Regions from separate parts of the Homo sapiens genome. Here region 2 is linked to region 1. A link is a contact called in ENCODE POLR2A ChIA-PET data. All regions are on one chromosome and are shown on one strand. The core of a region is the stretch at or near the end of the contact, and the rest is flanking DNA. Distances in the headings are between cores, read along the strand shown. Region 1 has its middle 52 kb from the start of LINC02325. Region 2 overlaps CYP46A1 (cytochrome P450 family 46 subfamily A member 1).

What was found. ChIA-PET counts read pairs that join two places held with the same protein, here RNA polymerase II (POLR2A).
Region 2: POLR2A ChIA-PET joins it to region 1 with 11 read pairs in WTC11. The contact joins two enhancer-like sites. POLR2A ChIA-PET finds 5 or more read pairs at or near these places in 2 of 52 experiments (CD8-positive, alpha-beta memory T cell and WTC11).

The regions. Positions count from the first base shown.
Region 1 is chr14:97,403,643-97,410,603 of GRCh38, reverse strand. No RefSeq gene overlaps it. Among named protein-coding and RNA genes, the nearest start is that of LINC02325, 52 kb to the left of the region's middle. RefSeq lists an enhancer at 6,510-6,961. Within about 2 kb of position 2,228, at least 2 of the 41 ENCODE cell types and tissues checked have a DNase peak (open chromatin) inside an H3K27ac peak, as active enhancers do.
Region 2 is chr14:99,726,599-99,733,664 of GRCh38, reverse strand. It overlaps CYP46A1 (cytochrome P450 family 46 subfamily A member 1), which reads right to left. Exons shown (of 15, transcript NM_006668.2): 15 at 6,364-7,066. The coding sequence ends at 6,938. Among named protein-coding and RNA genes, the nearest start is that of CYP46A1, 46 kb to the right of the region's middle. RefSeq lists an enhancer at 1,244-2,103 and a silencer at 3,425-3,544. Within about 2 kb of position 3,529, at least 10 of the 41 ENCODE cell types and tissues checked have a DNase peak (open chromatin) inside an H3K27ac peak, as active enhancers do.

The sequences.
Region 1 (6,961 bases), core at 979-3,478:
ACATACATCTCACTCTTCTAAAAATCAGTGGACAGGATCAGATCCTGCCTTTATTTAAAATCTGAATTTTTTGTTCATTGTGAATTTTGGTGCATTCATTTTATTTTTTTAAACATTGCATCCAATTATCATTTTTCTTAATTACTGCCTTTTTGGCACTCCATTAAATTTTGCACCCAAGGTGCATGCCTCAATTCTCTCACCCAGATCCCAGCGCCCCCAGCATCTCTGCTGTAGTTTTATAGTCTTAGGAAAGTTCTGAGGAAAGAAATTCGAACAGTGGAAAAAGTATATTTTTCCCAAATTTACACATATTTACCTATAAATTTAAGTGGGCACAAAAACAAGTGAAAGTATAATAATTCATGGGGATTCGCGTATCTCTTTAAGGTAAAAAGGTGCTGACATACGCACACACACAACCACACATCCAAAGAAATTAAAGACAAAGAACCACATTGTTGGTGACTTTTAAAATTGTACTGTGCAGTAATGAATTAACCAGTAGCTAGAAGGTTTCCATTAATAAACCAAAGTTATATTCTTTGTGTGACCTTGAAAACAACAACAAAAAAAGTCTCTTCTGGGGAGAAAATGTATCAAAGGAGTTTATTAAAAGCAATGGTAGTATCAGTCCTAAAGCAAACACTGGAACAAAATAAAAACACAAAAACCTTTTCTCGGATATGAAATCATCGATTATATTGGACTACAGCGTTTTCTTGAAATCTGCCTGAGGGATAAATTGGAGGGGGCCACCCCATTTGGCTGTGAACAGAATAGATGGTGTTACTGGAATAACTACTCAATTAAAATCAGCGACCCCTTGCTCACCTACGCTGGCTTTACCTGGGCCCACCTTGCCGACAGCAAAAGAACACAGGTGCAAAACAAAAAGACCACCGATTTTCTCTGATACCACACCACCACCTGACATCCAACACTCGTCTTCCCGTGATTTAGAGATCAAACACTGGTCCTTGTCAGCCCAGGGCAGCCATGAGTCACAAAACCACGTCCACGGGCGCACACGGCTTCCACGCTTTTTCATTTCAGTAAGAAGACACTTTTCTAAGAACACGGTGTTCTAAAAAAGAAAGAAAAAAACTGTCTGTAATTTGTCATGAATTTCAATTACCAAAAACTTTTGATTTTTTTTCCTCTTTGAAAAAAAAAAAAGATTGGCATACCTCCAGGTTTTAAGAATGTAGTTAATGCAGAGAATGACAGAAAGATAAAGATGTGTGTGTATGTGTGTGCGTGTTTGTGTGTGTAGGAAAAGCTCCGAACATACGCTGTTCATATAGGCCTAGCTGGGTTTTAAGCCCTGAATAAAGGTTCGTGGTGACATGGGTGAGAAAGAGCATTTTGTATTTATGTGGAACGGATTGTTCTGACAGGTTCCACAGCATTTCCCAGAGCCGACATGTCACAAATGTGACTTGTGGCATCCCAGGGCTGCACACACACACCAGGAAGCCGGTTTACACTCACCAACTCACGGCACATAAAGGGTTTTGGAGAGGAAATAAAGACTCATTTTGCAATTGGAAACTACAAGGTTTTTTTTTTTTTTTTCTCCTTTCAGATACACAGAATACTTACCAAACGGGAGCAGAACTTTTTTTTTTTTTTTTTTTTTGAAATGTGCAACTGTGTGAAACTTGTCTGGTTTCAGATTTACACAGAAATTTGGAACCATCTTGTTTTCATCCAAACAAATTCAAACTGAAGAACCTCTTAACTAAGCTGGGAGCATATTTGCACCAAGAAAACTGATGTTCCTAATTCATTAACCTACAAGCATTTGGTACCAGTGGAGCTTACTAAATGTGCACAGCCCAGTGACTTGCTTTTTTGTTCTGTTTTCTTGAGGGCTGACTCTTTACTTGCACTGTCCTAGGTAGGAAGTGGAAGATAAAAAAACAAAATCAGCATGCTATCAGCCTGTTATCTGTTCTTTGGTCTTAAGGAATGATTTCAGGTTTCTGAGGTGCTTGGTATACATAGGTGAAGCTGAATACATGTTTACCGTATAAGCAAATACGTAAAATTAGAACACTTTAAGTTGTAACATGAGACAGTATATAATTAAAATGCCAAACTGAGCGGTCCAGATCATTCCAGCAGGAGTTCAGAGGTCAGAGGAAGCCGCATAGTGAGAATAATCACTCCTTCTGGCACAGCACCAAACAATTTAAAATCAGTTTTGCATCACTGACTACCTCCATCCTCTGTACGGTCCTGCATGCTGGCAATGAGCAAAAAAGATACCATCCCTGTCCTCGTGAGGTTTCCAGTCCAGCCATTGGTGGGGCGGGAGATAATATACAGCATGCCACATGGGGATACACATTATGGGAAAAAATAAATCATTAAAGGAAATGTGGAGTCCTGTGGAGTCCCAGGGTGGCGTGATGTGTTAGTATGACGCACATGGAGGTTAAGAAAGCACTCGTACGGTAGGGGAGGTTTCTGTAAGGATAAAAAGCAGCAAGGGAAGAAGCCACCTGTCTCTCTAGGGGAAAAGAGATCCAAGTAGAGGGAAAAGCAAGTTCAAAGCCTGGGGCAGAGCCTGCTCGGTGTGTTCAGGAAGAGCAGGGGGGACATGTGTTTGGAGCAGAATGATCAAATCAGAGGGAGGCAGAGGTGGGGGAGATCACTCAGGAGCTCGAAGGTCATGGCAAGGACTTCGGCTTTTACACCCAGTGAGATGCAAACCAGCGGACGGCTTTGAGCACGAGAGTGACGTGATCTGAGGCTAAAGATGAAGCTCCCTCCTCAAGGCATTTGGGAAGGGTAAATGCCAAAACGCAGGCTCAACCACCAGTTTAAGAACTACATGTAAATGTGACCTGCATAGGTCGAATGGGAAGCTGTTTCAGAGACTCGAGGCTTTTTTTTTTTCTGTTTACAAAAAGAAGATAAAAAACTATGCAACAAAGATTAAAAAAAAAAAAAAAGACTGGCGTGTTCTCCAGTTTTTCATTACACTCACATGCAATACGTTCATGTATTTTCCGATCTATGATGATGATTTTTAAAAACTACATTAATGCAGTGGAGAGAAGAAAAAAGCAAGAGATCCTTAATGTGCCCACTGTGGACATCCCTTTATCTTCCTCCCAGTACTCCTGGAAATGGCAGCGTTGCTTCGAGGGCCTTGCAACAGGGCACATGTGGAATGAGAGGCTGGCAGTCTCCAGATCTCCAGAGCCCTTACTGCTCCCTGGAACCCAGTCCATCATCAACCTAAAACCAAGTTGGCCAACAGTCCCTGGCTCTGACTCATACCCTTCCATTGAACTGGACAGAACCTCGGTTTACTCATCTGTAAAATGGTAGTGTTAATGTACATTCTGCCTATCTCCAGATCAATGGGGCACCCAGAGGAAATAATTAATATGAAATTGCTTTGGCAGATAGAAATGTAACAGAATATTTATGTAATTATGTATAATTATATTATTAGTTTTTTTAAAACAGGCAGAAATAAGAAAACTACACATGAAAACTAAACAGCCTACATAATCTATGCTGATTATATGTGTACACACACATACATACATACACATATATATACTCACATATACACAAATAATTACAATGCAAATTTTAAAACATATATATACAAAAAAGTTTTAAAAAACTACTTATAGTTTCACCACCCAGAGAAACCAAAATTAACTTTTCATTATATTTTCTTCCAGTTTTTATCTGTTCAGAATATAAATGTAAATATTTGCATAACTATTTTTATATATTTATGTTATTACTAATATATATGTACCTACAATATGTCATGACTAGGCTATGGTATATAACATTAGCCACAGCTCTACGTCATACTATAACCATAGCCTGTAACATAGCATGCCACAGTTATGTCCTATTATAGGTACAGTGTATAATATAATGATAAATTATTTTATGTAGTTATAGAAATACATCTACATATATACAAAATGTAGATTTACATCATTCAATATATTATTGTAAAATTAATACCAATTTTTTTGTTTAAACAGGTAAATCACATATATTGTTTAAAAGAAAAGTCGGCAGTACAAAAGTGAAGTGCACCCTATCACTACCATTTTCCCTTCAAAAAGCAATAGCATTTCCCATTAATAAGTGGTAATACATTGAGCACACTGTTCTGTACATTTTTTTTTTTTGAGACGGAGTCGCTCTCTGTTGCCCAGGCTGGAGTGCAGTGGCATGATCTCGGCTCACTGCAACCTCTGCCTCCTGGGCTCAAGCGATTCTCCTGCCTCAGCCTCCCGAGTTTACAGACATGTGCCACCACACCCTGCTAATGTTTATATTTTTAGTAGAAACGGGGTTTCGCCATGTTGTCCAGGCTGGTCTCCAACTCCTGACCTCAGGTGATCCACCCGCCTCTTCCTCCCAAAGTACTGGGATTATAGGCGTGAGCCACCGTGCCTGGCCTGTACTTTTCTTTTTTTAATTAAAGATGCATCTTAGAGATCATTTCATGACAGCAGATATATACATCTGCTTCTTTCTTTTAGTGGCTGCATGGCATTGCATTGTAAGAATATTTGACATTTTATTTAATCTACAAATGTAAGTTAAATCATTTCCAATTAATCACTATCCTAACAAAGCCACAAAAATCACATTTTTGTGAATTTCTGTAAGTACCTCAAAAAGCTAAAGTGCTAAAGTGGAACTGCCAGGTTAAAGAGTATGAATCATGTCAAGTTTGACACAAACCCCCAATTCGTTTTGCAAAGCCGATGCACTAACTGACCACTCACACATACCACATCTACAAAGTCCATTTTTCCATTCCCCCATTGCCATTTGCATTTTCCTTATTACAAACAAATTGAGAATCTATTTTAAATAGTAATTTGTTTCCTTTTTGCCAATTGTCTACTAAAGTTCTTTCAGTATTTTTCCATTGGATTGTTTTGCAATATTAACAATTTGTAGAAGCTCTTTACATATGAAAGAAACTAGTCTGACATATATCACATAGGTTGCAAGACAGGAGTTACAAATTTATAGAAAGAAAAATCCATCAATCTACTTTTTGAGCTTCTGGATTTTGCATCACGCTTAAAAAGTCTTTCCTGTTAATAATTCCAATATTGCTGCTGGAGAAATCACCCTGAAGAGCCAGGAGAGCTGCAACAGGGAAGAGGACAATTTTTTTTTTTTTTTTTTTTAGACAGAGTCTCACTCTATCACCCAAGCTGGAGTGCAGTGGTGCAATCTCGGCTCATTGCAACCTCCACCTCCCGGGTTCAAGTGATTCTTGTGCCTCAGCCTCCCAAGTAGCTGGGACTACAGGTGCAGACCACCACACTCGGCTAATTTTTATATTTTTAGTAGAGACAGGGTTTCACCATGTTGGCCAGGCTGGTCTCAAACTCCTGACCTCAGGTGATCTGCCTGCCTCAGCCTCCCAAAGTGCTGGGATTACTGGTGTGAGCCACTGTGCCCAGCCAAAGGACAGCACAATTTGTAAAGAAACAAGGCACCTTCAGAGAAGGGAGAGAGGACCAGCGAGGCTGGCTAACAGGTTGAAGGATGACATGGGAGGAGGCTAGAATGGGAGACATATCAGGGAGAGCAATCTGTAGGTTTCTCTCCTACAAATAGTTTTATTTGGGAAAGGAAGGGACTTCACCTGATGCATACTCTGAAGACATCACTGCAGTATGAGTAAGAGATTAGTGAGTGGCAAGAGAGGAAGCAAAGAGATCTGGAGCTCAGGTGACTGACGGTGGCCTCTGGGCAGGCAGTGAGAAGTGGATGGACTCGTGCACCTGTAATGGGGACCAAAGGTGGAGAACCTGCCACAAATGCAGGTGGATGGAGATCCCATTTAAGGTGGCAGGAAAAGTTGGAGGTAATGGGCAGCACAGACCACCTGCTCACTTTTGGACAGGATGATCTCTAGGGGCTGTGAGAAATGCTCACAGGGGAGGCTGGAAGGCAGTTGTCTCTATGAAGGTGTTGCTCAGAAGAGAGCCGCAGAGGTGCTCACCCCTGGAAAAGGTGCTTCATCATCCTCAGGCATAGTCTCCTCCTCTGCAAAATGAAAGAAATCACTTACAAGGGGACAATGATGTAAGCCACCCAGCCAAGGGCCTTGCACAGAGTGGGTGCCCCCAGGGTGACCAGATCTCCCTGATCTCGCTCCCCCACATCAAATACGCAAAAGCATGTGGGTTGCTCTGTGACCACAGAAACATGCACATCGTGAACTCCAGGCCCCTGCCAGGCCCTGAGGATTCAGGGGTGAGGGAGGCTCAAACCTTGCCCTCGGGGACCACTGGGTCCAATGGGGAAGGACAGTCAAACATGCGATGGGGTAATCAATGGGGTGCAATCAACCTGGAAGAGCTGGACATGCAAGCTGTAAGGTAAAGGTGCCAGGAAAGTAGAAAAAGGCAGAACTGTCATCCACTATTGGGGGAGGGGAGGATAAACACACAGACGACAGAAAAGAGGCAACGCTGTTTTTACCTTCATCAAAATTTAACCCACAAGGTCTTATTCCACGGTTTGCAAAGCATTTTCCCACCAGTGATTTCTTTTAGTCATCTGAAGGGCCTACAGAAAAGAAAAATTAGGGGTCACTATCCTGCTTTTATAGGTAGAGAAACTGAGGCACAGACAGGTGTGATGATGTACATCACCCATTCAGACCTTGTTCCAGACACCATCCCGCCACCCAGGAAAGCAATGGATATATAGAAAAAACTTAGGAAGATCTCATGGGAGCTGGAAAACCTAAAAGAGGGCACTAGAAATGGCCATGCTGAAAACCAACAAGACAACACAAAAGCAAGTTTTTCTACCAAATTGCAAAAGGGATTTAGACTCCACTGGCTTCTCTCGGCCAGGAGACATCCTCGGTTCCTGCCCATCACGGTAAATATCAGGGCAGGAGCGGTCGCACGGGCGGGACTCTCTATCACCA
Region 2 (7,066 bases), core at 2,280-4,779, 2.3 Mb before region 1:
TGTGCATGATGCGCCTCCTGCAGCTCACCCTGAAGCTGCAACAGTTTGTGTGCCCGCTGGCCCCCGAGGGCTCACCTATGTGTGATTTGGCTGGTCTCAATAGCTACTCCACGGTCACCATGATGGGGCAGGTGCTGCAGGGGCCTGAACAAGCTCTGGGGGCAGCCTCTCAGGGCCCACAGGCTTGTGGGTGGAGGGCGCTGGTGAAGGAACTGAGGTCAGGAAGGAAGGGCAGGTGGTCAGCGAGGACCTCTGAGAGTCATCCACACAGAGACCTGGGAAGTGAGGAATGGGGATGGGGATGGATAGGATAAGATGGGCCTAGCGGTGGGAAAGAGCTCGGGCACCCAGGAATGGTTCGAGATGGCCAGACAGTGGTGTGAAATCTGGTCGGGCAGGAGTTGGGGTCATTGGAAGGGCATGGGGCAAAGGGAGGGGCACACATATACTGATGCCTGTGGGGCCCAGCCCAGAGCCAGTGCCCTTCCTGGGTTCCCTGAGACACCACAGCATCATGCCACTTCCCAGGGGAGGCTCTGCAGTGACTGCTCACCCACGGTGTGCCCAGGCCCCTCCCCGGCTGCCACCGCCTGGAGGAAGGCCAGTCCCTGGGTTCCCACACTGTTTGGCCAGCCAGCACCAGCACTGGCGGGAAAGTGTCCCTGGAGGGACAGAGGAGGGTCAGTGATCAAAGGTGGAGGGGCAGCCAAGTGTGGCGGGGGTCAGGGAAGAGGCCCCGCTTCCCACCCGTACCTCCCCCACCGCTGACACCTGCTGCCCCGCACTCACCCGGCCCTGGCTGGGCCTCAGGAGTGCAGCCTCTCCCTGCTGGAGACCCCTCAGACTTGGGTTCCCCCTGTACACAGAGCCAGGACAGGTGAGGAGCAGGGAGCCTCACGTGGGGCCTTGGTGGCCACGACTTGAAGGACAATGGATGTCCACACTGGATGGCCCCAAGCTCCTGGCTGTGTGGCCTTGGGCAGGTTAGCCCATCTCGCTGGACGTGGGGTGAGGACAGAACGCATGCCACACGGCAGGGGCCCAGCCCACGGCGACGCGTCTGATGTTTGTCCACTGCCTTGGGTTCAAAGAGACACCTCCTTGTAGTCCAGGTCAGGCCTGACACACCAGCTCCACACAGAGCATGAGACACACACGGATGTGGAGACTCATCCGCACAGCCTCACACACTGGGGGCCAGACAGATACCCGGAGACAAGGGAACAGGAACACGAAGAGGTACGGAGAGACACGCAGAGACACACATCTGCACGTGGGGCTCACATGCACGCACACACGTGCACCTGCTCCAGCAAAGCTCTGCGAGCTGGTTCCAAACACCCAGGGCCCCCTGTCCAGCCCAGGCACCCCTGACTGACCGCTGCCTGGGTGGCCTTGGGCAACCCTCCCAGCGTCCAGGCTCCCAGCCAGGAAAGAAGCCCGCGAGGCGCATGCAGCTGCACCGGGTGTTCCTGGGCTGAGGGTGTGGGCAGCTCCTGGCTTCCTTGGGCTATCCCCTCACCTCTGGGGTGGCGGCCAAGGAGCCACTGTCATTTGGGAGGGGGCAGGGAGGTGATGGGGAGGCCTCCCAGGTTCAGGCTCCTGGGCTCAACAGCAGGGGCAAGGGCCCCAGGGACAGCCCACCGCACCCTCTGCCCTCTGGCCCTGAGATGGGGCAGGCCGCCACCTCTCGGAGCCTCGTCTGTAGCACAGGGGCCTGGAGGTACAGGAAAGCTGGCTCAGGGTTGGCCGTACAGCGCGCCCAACAGTTGACGCTCATGGCCAGCACAGTGTGACTCGAATCATCGGGGATCCTCACCCAGTGTCTGCCACTGGCCGATGGGCTCTTGCCCTGGGCCCAGGGTGCTCCTGTGCGGGCTGCTGCTCATGCCGGTCTCTGCCTGGCCTCGCCCTGGGCCCATGGAGCCCCATCCAGGGCAGGCTCCAAACGGGATGCAGCTAGCAGGTGTCCTGCACAGGGACCTGCAGCCTTACCCTTGGCACCCAGAATTAGCAGGCTGCCTCCCGCAGGGTGGGGGGGACCCCTCTGCCTGGCCACCCGGGGTCTGGTCCCCGCAGGGGCTGCCCAAGAAGTGAGCACCAGGTAGGTGACTATGGTTTTCTCTGGTGAGAAGGATTTACTGGGGAGAGGCTGCGTTCCAGAAGAAATGAGTGTTTTTAAAGCTCCAAGCCAAGGCAGGGCCTTGACTCTGTCCCTCCCCACCCCTGGCCCTGGATTCAGAGAAATGACCCTCCCTCCCACTGTGAGTCCCCTTCCGTCTGCCAGAAATACCCCCAGTGACTGCCGGGGAGGGTGCGGGTGGGGGTGGGGGTTATTTTTGGACATCCAGAGATGCCTGAGGCTGGAGCCCGGGGTGAGGCTGGAGCCCGGGGTGAGGTCCGGAGCCCAGGGTGAGGTCTGGGCAGATGTGAATTTAGTCACTCCAACTGACTGGACCAGCATAAGGCGCTCGGTGCCCGCTCAGCCAGGACTGCCAGGAGGGGCCGGCTCAGGCTTCTGCCAAGTCCCATCCAGAACCTTCCCAGGTGGGCAGCTAATTGCTGGGACACAGGGCATGGTCCTCTGTCTACCCACATTGGCTGTCACTGAAGCCCAGCAGAGCCACCGCCTCCAGCCCCAGCACCCAGAGCACAGAGGAAGAAAACCTCCCACCTGGCCATAGCTGGGCCAAGGCTCTCACCCCACACCCGGCAGCCCAAGGTTCCTGAAGCCACCCCCAACCCAGCCTAGGCTCCTAGGCACCCTAGAGGGCTGGGCCAGCTCAGGGTCTCCAGCCGCAGGTCGCTAGGGCAGAGGGCAGGGAGGTTTCCAAAGGTTTTCAGAGTTCAGCAGCTCAGCCCTGGGTAAGCTAGTGCCTGGGGAAGGCGGGCCCCCAGGAATGTGCAGGCTGGAAGCCTCCTGCCGGGACGCGAGCGTAGATCAAACACGTCCAGGTTTACAGAGAAGGGGACAGGCTCAGAAAAGGCTGCCACTGGCCGAGGTCACAAGAGAGGGAGTGGCAGGGCAGGGCGGGGCCCGCAGTCTCTGGAGCCGCTTAGTGAGGGCATCCCCCGGGCCTCCCCGGTGGCAGCAGCAGCCTGCACCCCGCCCGAGCCCCCCGACCCCACGCACTTCCCGCCAGAGCTGCGCGTTCCCGCCCGGCGCGCCTCCCGGCCGGCCTGCCAGCGCCCCAGACCCAGGCCCGGCTCCCGGCGAGGCCTGCGGACCCACCCGCCAAGCGACCGCTACACCCGCCCGGGGGGCCGTGCCTGCGCCCCCAGCAGCTGCCAGACCTCACCGCGCCTCGGGAGCCCCATCTGTGAAATGGGGGTGGCTATCCCACCCCTACGCCGTGGCCAGAGCTTGCCACTGCCGACCCCCGGCCTCCCCGCTGACCCCGCTTCCGGGAGCGGGGCTGGCGTCCCCTCGGCCCACCCACTCCGCGCCTCGGGACCCTCCGCGCCTGGGGCCGGCGCCGCCCGCTCGGCCTGGGCGGGAGGGCGAGCCCGAGCTCTGCGCCAGCGCGCCACCGTGCGGGTCTTCCGGGGACTGCGCCGCCTTGCCTGCAGAAAAGCCCTCCCTTCCCTGCAGGTGACAATGACCAGACTCACAGTGCCAGAGCCCGACCCTCGTGTGGACACTAATTCCCCTCCAACCCTAGGAAGTGGGTCCTATTATTTGTCCTCCCTTACAGATGGGGAAACTGAGGCCCAGGCAGGTGGGGGCAGGATTTGACCCCAGGTAGCCTTGCTGCACAGCCTTGGGTTTAATCCTATCCATCTTGCCTGGGTCCCGGGGGTCAGCTTCACCTGGACTGGCGGCACCGGCCCATGCACATTGGGATCTACTGGGAGACTTAAAAAGAAAACAGTTGGGCCAGGCGCGGTGGCTCACGCCTGTAATCCCAACACTTTGGGAGGCCTAGGAGGGTGGATCATCTGAGGTCAGGAGTTCGAGACCAGCCTGGCCAACATGGTAAAACCCCGTCTCTACTAAAAAAATATATTAAATACAAAAATTAGCTGGGCGTCATGGCACATGCCTGTAATCCCAGCTACTCCAGAGGCTGAGGAACCCAGGAGGCGGAGGTTGCAGTGAGCAGAGATTGTGCCACTGCACTCCAGCCTGGGCAACAAGAGTAAAACTACATCTCAAAAAAGAAAAAAGAAAAAGAAGAGTTTCTGGGCCCCACCCCAGAGGCTGATTCACCTGGCCCAGGTGGCTTCCCCATGCAGCATGGACTGAGAGCCACCTGCCCCTCACAGAAAGCCCAGTCTATGGAAGAGGAAGTGGCTCAGAAAGGAAGGGCAGGATGGCCCCACCGGCAGTGACAGTGGGGCTGGGGGGTTCTGGCTCTGCACTTCCCAGCCATCTGGGATTCCTGGGGCGTGCAGAAGACAAGCCCAGGCCTGCAGGGATAGGGCATGCTGAGCCTGTGGAAGGCCACTGGATGCAAAGGGCCATGGGTTCAAGTGCTGACTCCACTATGGCCCAGCTGTGGCTCTGGCCTGGACTTCCCCATCTGTGAAATGGGGCATAGTTGGCTCCTGTTTCCTGGCAGGATTTGAAGAAATCATGGTGTGAAGGCTCAGGCTCAGCAACAGACAGATATTTGCCAAATCAGGGGATGGTCAAGCCGGGAACTTGAAGTCTCTGGAGGGAGCCGATCCCTCCAGGCCCCTCCAGACAATGCTGGGTTGCATTGCTGCAGTACTGAGGCTTGGTGGCCTGTGGCCCTTTTAGATGGACTGTGAAGGAGGTGCTGTACTGTGGGGACTAGGCCCAGCCACAGCAGGAGGCAGAGGGCATGGACTGTGGGAAGCGTGGGCAGGTGTGTGGGTACTGGTGAACCTCAGAGACTCAGAGAAGGGCTGCAGAGGGCGGAGTGGGGGGCACAGCAGAGCAGGTCGGGGAACAGTGCCCAGCTGGGGGCTTGGGAACAGGACGCTGGGAGACAGCAGCATTTGGGGTGGCTGTGGGAAGGGGCTGCTTCTGGCCAGGGATGAGTTTGACCAGGTGGCTGGAGGCTGAGCCCGGGCATACCATTCTCAAAGTGAGTGGTGAGTTTGGGGGCCCCTCAGACAGCGAGCTGGAAATGGAGAGGGTGGAGGGTGCAGCTTGATGATGGGCTGGCCAGGTGCCCACGTGGTCAGGCGAGGTGCTAGGGGAGCAGGAGGACCCTCGCTCTGCAAGAACGCTGCAGTTCTCGAGGCATCCCGGGGCCCGACCCTCTGCCCAGAGGCCGGGGTGTGCATTCTCAGGGCCCACCTGGGCTGGGGAGAGGGGCAGGCTGGGAACCCAGACACTTGTCTCCTCCATTCTCAGAGCCACACCAGGCCCCACCTGTACTGAGCATGTCACTCCCGCCCCTGAGTCTCAGTTTCCTTATCTGCTTGATGGGACCATCCCTTGGAGCTATCATTCAAGACTGCGGCAAGGACCGAAGGAGGCCAACAATGCACATCACGGGCCGGCACACATCTGTGCCTTCCCTGTTTGGGGAGGGGGTCTTCCCAGGGGGCACATGGCCCAGGCAGGGGAGAGGGCAGCTTTTTCTTTTTTTTTTTTTAGACGGAGTCTCACTGTCGCCCAGGCTGGAGTGCAGTGGTGCGATCTGGGCTCACTGCAACCTCTGCCTCCCCGGTTCAAGCGATTCTCCTGCTTCAGACTCCAAGTAACTGGAATTACAGGCACCCAACCATCATGCCCGGCTAATTTTTGTATTTTTAAGTAGGGACAGGGTTTCGCCATGTTGGCCAGGCTGGTCTTGAACTCCTGACCTCGGGTGATCCTCCCACCTTGGCCTCCCAAAGTGATGGAATTACAGGCGTGAGCCACCGCACCGGGCCATGAGGGCGCTTTTTCTCTCTGCACAAAGACAAGCTCCCAATGGCCGAAGGAGAAACTCAGGGCAGGACCTCTTCCTTGGATGAGCTCAGAGGACACGGCCCTGGAGAGGAAGGGACGGCTTCTCCCATCACCACCACGAGGGATGCAGTCTCACCTGCCCTGCCCCCCTGCCAGGTCAGGAGGGCAGCAGGTGCCCACAGGCACGGGGCTCAGCTCCACCAAGCTGCTCCCAAGAGAGGCCCAGGGGCCTCTCTGACCTCTCAAATCCAGCTCTCAGAGCCAGTCACCCACCCAGGCCCAACCTCACACAACACCCAGGGGCATGGCCGTGAATACAGCACAGGGAACAGGCTGGTAACCTGGGGCAGTCTCTCCCAAGGCAGCGTTGTCAGGGCATCTGCGGGGCATCTGCGGGCTGGTGGCTTCCAAAGCTGTGCCAGCCTCCGCATCTCCCCCTTTTCACAGACGAGCAAGCTGAGGCGAGAGCGCATGGCCTGGTTCCAGGTCATTCATGCAGTCAACACACATTTATTGAGCATCGACTCTGTGCCGGGCCCTGGGTGGGCACAGGGGGCTCAGAGACAAATCACACGCAGACCCTACCCTTGAGGCGCTGACAGCCTGGCAGGGCAATTGGTCACGTCAACGGACACTCACGATACAGTGTGGTCAGTGTGGTGTTAGAGGTAGCACAGGTGACCGAGGGAGCACAGAGGAGGGGCCCCTGCCGGCGGGGGGTGGCAAGGAGGGCTTCTTGGAGGAGGTGACCCCTGAAGAGGGCTTTAGGGAGTGAGCAAGAGTTAGGGTGTCTCGTCTGAGCAAGTGGCCTGTGCAAGGGCTCAGTGGTAGGGACAGTGGTGGTGGCTGGGAGTTGGGCAAGGGCCAGTCCAGGAAGGGCCATGGAGTCCGCAGGCGACAGGGAGCGCTGAGGGGTGTGAAGCAGGCGGTCGGCAGAGGGCCCGCTGGAAGCCAGCGTGAAGGGTGGCCCAGGGGACGGGGCAGGGGAGAAGGGTGGGTGGCCGTGGGCAGCAGAGGTGGGCGGGCACGGCCCTTGCCCGAGGAGTCTCGTCCTGCCTGGAGGCCCCCTCAGCAGGGGGGTGGTGGGGGTGCGGGCTGCCAGCCGCGGGGCCGCAGGGTGCACAGCACGGGGTCCAGTGGCTTGAGTGTGGCCTGCTCCTGCAGCCCGAAGCGCTGCCCGGGCACCAGCCGGAACTC